Linked DNA regions of Homo sapiens: region 1 is linked to region 2. A link is a loop called in an ENCODE intact Hi-C map of the cell type or tissue named here. Cell type or tissue: dorsolateral prefrontal cortex. All regions are shown on one strand. Links, peaks and the distances in the headings refer to the core of each region. The heading gives the core; the rest is flanking DNA.

Evidence for each region. Hi-C counts contacts between places; a loop is a spot of excess contacts. Peaks named below come from ENCODE experiments on the same cell type or tissue, not always from the same donor. Only the 100,000 strongest peaks of a DNase experiment are listed, where the experiment ranks them.
Region 1: a loop joins it to region 2, with 2.1 times the contacts of the local background. A loop is called at or near these places in 4 of 110 quality-filtered maps.

Annotation. Positions count from the first base shown.
Region 1 is chr2:54,944,169-54,947,080 of GRCh38, reverse strand. The region is part of intron 28 of EML6 (EMAP like 6); the gene reads right to left. Among named protein-coding and RNA genes, the nearest start is that of RTN4, 100 kb to the left of the region's middle. In dorsolateral prefrontal cortex, for the core only: no CTCF peak of the experiment used is centred there; DNase peaks (open chromatin) are centred at 1,142 and 1,451; H3K4me3 peaks cover 1,264 bases; H3K27ac peaks cover 2,231 bases.
Region 2 is chr2:55,008,702-55,011,613 of GRCh38, reverse strand. All of the region lies in intron 3 of RTN4 (reticulon 4), which reads left to right. Among named protein-coding and RNA genes, the nearest start is that of RTN4, 40 kb to the left of the region's middle. RefSeq lists a silencer at 476-535. In dorsolateral prefrontal cortex, for the core only: CTCF peaks have their summits at 1,149 and 1,350; a DNase peak (open chromatin) is centred at 1,333; H3K4me3 peaks cover 2,500 bases; H3K27ac peaks cover 2,500 bases.

The DNA.
Region 1 (2,912 bases), core at 104-2,603, 64 kb after region 2:
CACAGGGCTCGATTTCAGGGGACACACAGGTTGTATAATATGTAATATATTATACAGTGAATATAGAGTATGCGTACAAGCACAAACACCGTGTATTTATATATACAGGAGATTGTATATATATACACAGACGCAATCCGATGCTTTTTTTTTTCACCTTGATTTTCAGAAAAAAACCGAAAGGTAAAGCAATCTCAATGTTTCTTTCTCATTTCGCAAGCATATGTTTACAGCTGTATTGCTTCAAAACTGAAGATGAGAGGAGCAAGGGGAAGAAACCTGCATTGTGGCAAATTCAGCGGATTTTAAGTATTGACCCTTCGCGGTTGTGGATTCTGCGTGAACACTTAGTACTGGATGTTCACCAAACACCTGTGTTTGTCTCCAGAGCGGTGTGAATACTTACTTGACAATTCCCTGCCTCCAAAGGAAAGCAAGTTAAAACACAATACAAGTATTAAAAGCTTCTTTCCAGGCATCTATAAACAGTGTTCATAACATCAGATGTGGGAGGGACTGCCAGAGACTTCACACGTAGCCAAACACTGGAGGTTTAACAGTTTTCCGTGGATCTAAATCCTTCTAGATTCAGATTCCATCAGAAATGGGACTCTGAAAAGCTTTGCTGAGGTGGGAAGGAGTGGAGGCATGAGGACATTCACTCACTTTCAGTCCAATCAGCTCATTAGAGTTGGTCATTCCCAGCTGGCACAGGACAGGAGTGCGAGGAAGGCTGTGGGCACAACCCGGCATTGGCAGGGAGACCCAGTGGGGCCAAGATCTGGGAAGGTGAGGGGGTGAGAGACTGGAGGTGGGAGGAGCAGAGACACAAAGGGGCCTGGTGGGGCAAGTAGGCTTTGAGGAGAATGGGCAGGGGGGCAGGGTCAGGGAACAAAGGAGAAAGAGCTTCCATTGGCAAGAAATTTAAGGAGGGAGCCTGGCAAGACAGCAAACAAACTGGATAATCAGGAGAGAGGGTGGCACACAGGCCGAAGCTCTGGAGAGCAGGAGAAGCCTGCCAAGAAGACAGAGTGAAGGCAGGAAGCCCAGGGAGAGGCTGTGAACTCCAGCCTGGGGCTTGGTGTTGAGTAACAAGTCGGCCCTGCTCTTCAGTGCCTGTGGGGAGAGTCACAACCCTGTACCCCCTGTGGAAACAGTTGGCACATTCTGTGGGCAGGGCAGGATCATGGGAAGGCCAATTCCTGCTGTCATCCCACTGCCCAGCGCTGGGCTGCTGAAGAGAAAGCTTAGACTCAACTAAAGATGTGGGGAGTCTTATCCTGACACGGGCTCTTGCCCTGCACAGACCCGCAAGGCAGGCCAATGCCTGGGTACTTGTCCCTCCTTTCCCCCTCCCCAAGGCACTGGGCTGACAGAGCAAGAGGTGGAGCAGAGCACACAATGACCTGAAATGTGTAAGAGCATTCAGGGCCAAAGTGCTCAGGGAAGCTTCTGAAACCACTGAGGTCACGAGTCAGTTGCAACCCAAGATGAGTACAACATGAGAGCCAACTGGGGAGTGAGGCTTGGACAGCCTGTGAGAAACCAAGTCGTTCCAACCAGTTTCTATAAAGAGGGGTGTGGGTGTGGGTGTGAGTGTGGGGAAACTCAGTTCCAACTAGCCAAGAAATTCAAGTTTGAAGTTGTTTTGAGTCGTGTTCATCAGACAATGTTCAAAGTGTCCTTGGAGGAAACAGCTTTCTTCAGCTTCCAAAATGTGGCATAAAATGCTCCAATGGTTTTAGAATGTCTTGGGAAATCCAAAGGGGAGGGGGAGGGGAGAGAGAAGGGGGAGGCAGAGAGAGAGGGGAGAGAGAAGGGGGAGGGAGAGAGAGAGGGGAGAGAGAAGGGGGAGGGAGAGAGAGAAGGGAGAGAGAAGGGGGAGGGGAGAGAGGGGAGGGGGAAAGAGGGGAGGGGGAGGAGGGGTAGGGAGGGATGAGGGAGGGAGGAATGGGATGGGAGGAGAGAGGGAGGAGTGGGAGAGGAGGGAGAGAGGGAGGAATGGGAGAAGGGGGAGGCAGAGAGGGAGGAGGGAAGGAGTGAAGGAGGAGGGAAGGAGGGGGGTAGGGAGGAATGGATGGGGGAGGGGAGGGAGAAAGGGAGGGGCGAGAAACACAGAGAAATTAGCAACCACTGCTCTAGGATAAATCCAGGGTTAGGAAAAATCTCCAAAGCCAGGGGGCCTCTCTGTTATCAAGACCAAACTGGACTGTGTCAAGTGCATTCTTCAGAACTGGACTCTGTTAACAGTATTCCTAAGAACTGGACTCTGTTGAGTGTATTCCTATGTCTTCCAGAATCATGTACAGAGATACTTAGTGATGGGGTGATGGAAAGGATTCAGGCAGAAGAACTGCAGGATGTCCTGAAAGAAGCCTACCCTCTTGAAAATGCTCTTGACTGAAGCCTATCACACAGCTTTGTGTCTTTTTGTTGTTGTTTTAAAAAATGGGGATATCGTCTTAGACTTGGCTATTTTAGGTGAATACAAAGTTATTTGGGTGAAAAAATGAGAGTACAAAGGGTGGCGTAAAGGGAACTAAGTAAAGATGGGCAGAATACTGAAGAGGCCACTGTGATGATCCAAGAGAGGAATGATGAAGCACTTGACTGGAGCAGTGGTTATGGAGAAGAAAACAGGTGAATATTTAAAGAAAGGTTGGCGAAATAGACTTCACAGCACTTTGTCATGGAGAGTCTTTAGGGGATGAAGTAGGAAAAGCAACTCAAGGGCAATACCAGTTTTCCAGCTTGCATATCTGGACAGATGGTTGTATCATGGAATGAGACAGAGAGAAAATATCAATGAGGGAAGATGATGAGTTCAATTTTGGCACGTTGAGCTTTGAACACCCGTGAGATAGCTTTGTTAGTTGGAAGTTCCACTGAGAGATGGGAGTCAGTGACATGAC
Region 2 (2,912 bases), core at 298-2,797:
GGTTCCAGAAAATATTATCTCTATTTCATTTTAGCTATACAGTCTTAAGTATGTATTTTTGTACATAGGCTACGTATCTTATAGTATTTTCGCAAATTGCATTTTAAAATATTTTAGCTGATTTGTTAGTGCCTTTTCTGCTTAGGCAGATATAAGTATCAGGTGAATTGATTGTGGAACATAAGTAGAGACACTGCATTGGAATGAAAATCAGTTTTATAAAGTTGAACACAGATTTTAAAAATGCTGTACATAGATTTGTTTTTATATTTTTCAGTAAAATTTTAGGCCAGGTGTGGTGGCTCATACCTGTAATCCCCGCACTTTAGGAGGCTGAGGTGGGAGAATTGCTTGAGCCCAGGAGTTTGTGACCAGCTTGGACAACACAGGGAGACCTCATCTCTAAAAAAAGTGTAAAAATAAAAAATTAACTGGGCATGGTGGCACATGCCTGTGGTGACTGAGATGGGAGGATCTCTTGAGCCTGGGAGGTTGAGGTTGCCATGTGACCAATGATTGCACCACTGCACTCCAGCCTTGGTGACAGAGCGAGACCCTGTGTCAGAAAAAAATAAAAAATAAAATAAAATTATAGTTTGCTTTTATGTCATTTTCCCATGGCAGATTATATCATTAGCCCATGAATATATCTCCCCAAGCTAAGAATCTATTAATACTGTCTGTAGAGGTGTCTAATAAATATTCAAAGATTGAGTTGGAGCAGATGATGATTAAGAGTAAGTGTATGTTTGTAAGTCTCTGGATTTCCATAATTGTAAAAGAGGAAAAAAGATATTAGGAAGATTAAGTTGCTAAAGTTTTCTGTTCAAATAATATGTTCAATAAACATTAGTAATTTGACTTTTATTTTCTGTTTATCTCTTCATAAGGTGCAAAATGCTGAATGTTTTACGTCTTAATGAACTTAGGAGCAATTAAGGAGACTCATCATTTCACAAGCTTGAAATTTAGGCTATTAATATTTGATCAGTCCATTTTTATCTTATTAGGTAACCATTAATTTTAGAGTTTTAAATGAAACTGAAAACCAGTAGCATAATTCGACCATCTGTTAAAAAAAGAAAGAAAAAAAAACTGCATATGGCTTTAATTGCATTTCAGATACATTCAGTGGTTAGTTCTAAGAACAACCCTTATTTCCTTTCTTTTGGTAGCCTGCCCTCTCCCTGCAAATGCAGCTCCATTTGGTATGAGCAACAAGGCAAATGCCTAAAACAATCAACAGATAGAAGGAAAGCATTAATGCTGGAGTATTAGTAGCCTAGTTACAGATTGCACTGCGTCAGACTGTTCCACACCCAGAAGACGTCAGGTGACTTCAGTCCTGCTGCAGTTGTGCAGCAGAGGAGACTGCAGACTTCGGTTGAGGAAACGGGTATTTCATGTCTCAGGGAGTAGGTTTGTGCAGTTACAGCTTTTCTGTTGGTATGCATAATTAATAATTGGAGCTGCAAAGCAGATCGTGACAAGAGATGGACGGTCAGAAGAAAAATTGGAAGGACAAGGGTATATCTGCTTTTTAATTTCTTATTCAGTTTTTATATGTGACCACTAATATATTTCTATGAATAAGCTTTGGAATTTAGATATTTTGGATTGAAAGTGAAACCTCTGAAGAGTTGAAGTCTAAAGGATTAAAACGGCTATCTCACGTGTTTTTACATTTGGTTGTATACCAGAAAATGTCATGCTGTTCTGTTTCACTGGCATTCGGTTTAGTCTTTTCAGTCCTGCCGTTTAGGTTCTGTTCTCTAATCTTGCACATTGTAAACAATATAGATCTAACAGATTTCATTTGTTCGTCACTTGGATGTGGTAAATACACATTGCTGTTTTTGTGTTTCACAGTGACATATTTTCCGTGACTATTTTAAAAAACCTTACTTGGTGTAGTTGAAATTCTGTGCAAAGGTTTGTAGGTAGCAAGATATTGTGTTTGCAGTAAGCCTCTTCTTTGAAAATCTGATTTGAACCTTTAAAATTATTACCAACTTTCTTTTAATCAGATTATGTGCATCTTGAAATCATTCAAATTACACAGTATAATTACGCAGTAATTTTAAATGCATGTCTATATTTAAGTCACTAACCTTTGTCCTTGTAATAACCAATCAGTGATTTTGATCCCTTTTCCTCCCCCTTGAAAGCCCAGATCCTTTCAAATCTCAGTGGATCATTGTGTAAGAATTTAAGCCTGTAAATGGTAAAATGTTGACTAGAATATTTAAAGAATATTTTATTATGTAGATGGTTAAATCTACCTTTTTTTCTTTAAAAGAAAGTGGTAGGCTGTATATCTGACCACTTATAATAAATTACCTTTAAATTATTAGAGCTATTTTTAAGTAGTCCAAAATAGACATTCTACGTAAGCAATTTTTTTCCTGGCTACATTCAAGTTTTATAATTAAAAAAAATTATTTCCTTCTAGCAGGATTGGCAACAATATTTCTAAAAGTATGTAGAGCTAATTACAGTAACTTTTACAATGTCTTTTTAAAAATTTGTTCAATAAAGATGTGGGGAAAAGGTGAATTTAAGATTGAGACCATATTGAGACATTGGTAAGATTTTATGGTTGCAACTTAAAAAATAATAGAAAACAATACAGCTTTGGGTTTTGCCTTTAGGATTTCTTTACATGTGAATTTAAAGAGAAGGATTTTTATTTCTTCATCCTGTTAGCCGTTGACGTTACAGATTGATGAATTGATATATGGTAGCTTTTGCTAAGTGAAAATGATACAAATGATAATAATACAATAAATACAGGCCTTAAAAGTAGGTGAAAAGTCGTATCAGGGCTCATTCTGCAACTATTAAGGTTCTTTATTAATAACTTAAGTCTTAAATCATTAAATAACATCTTAAGTTCTTTATTTGTTGAAGTA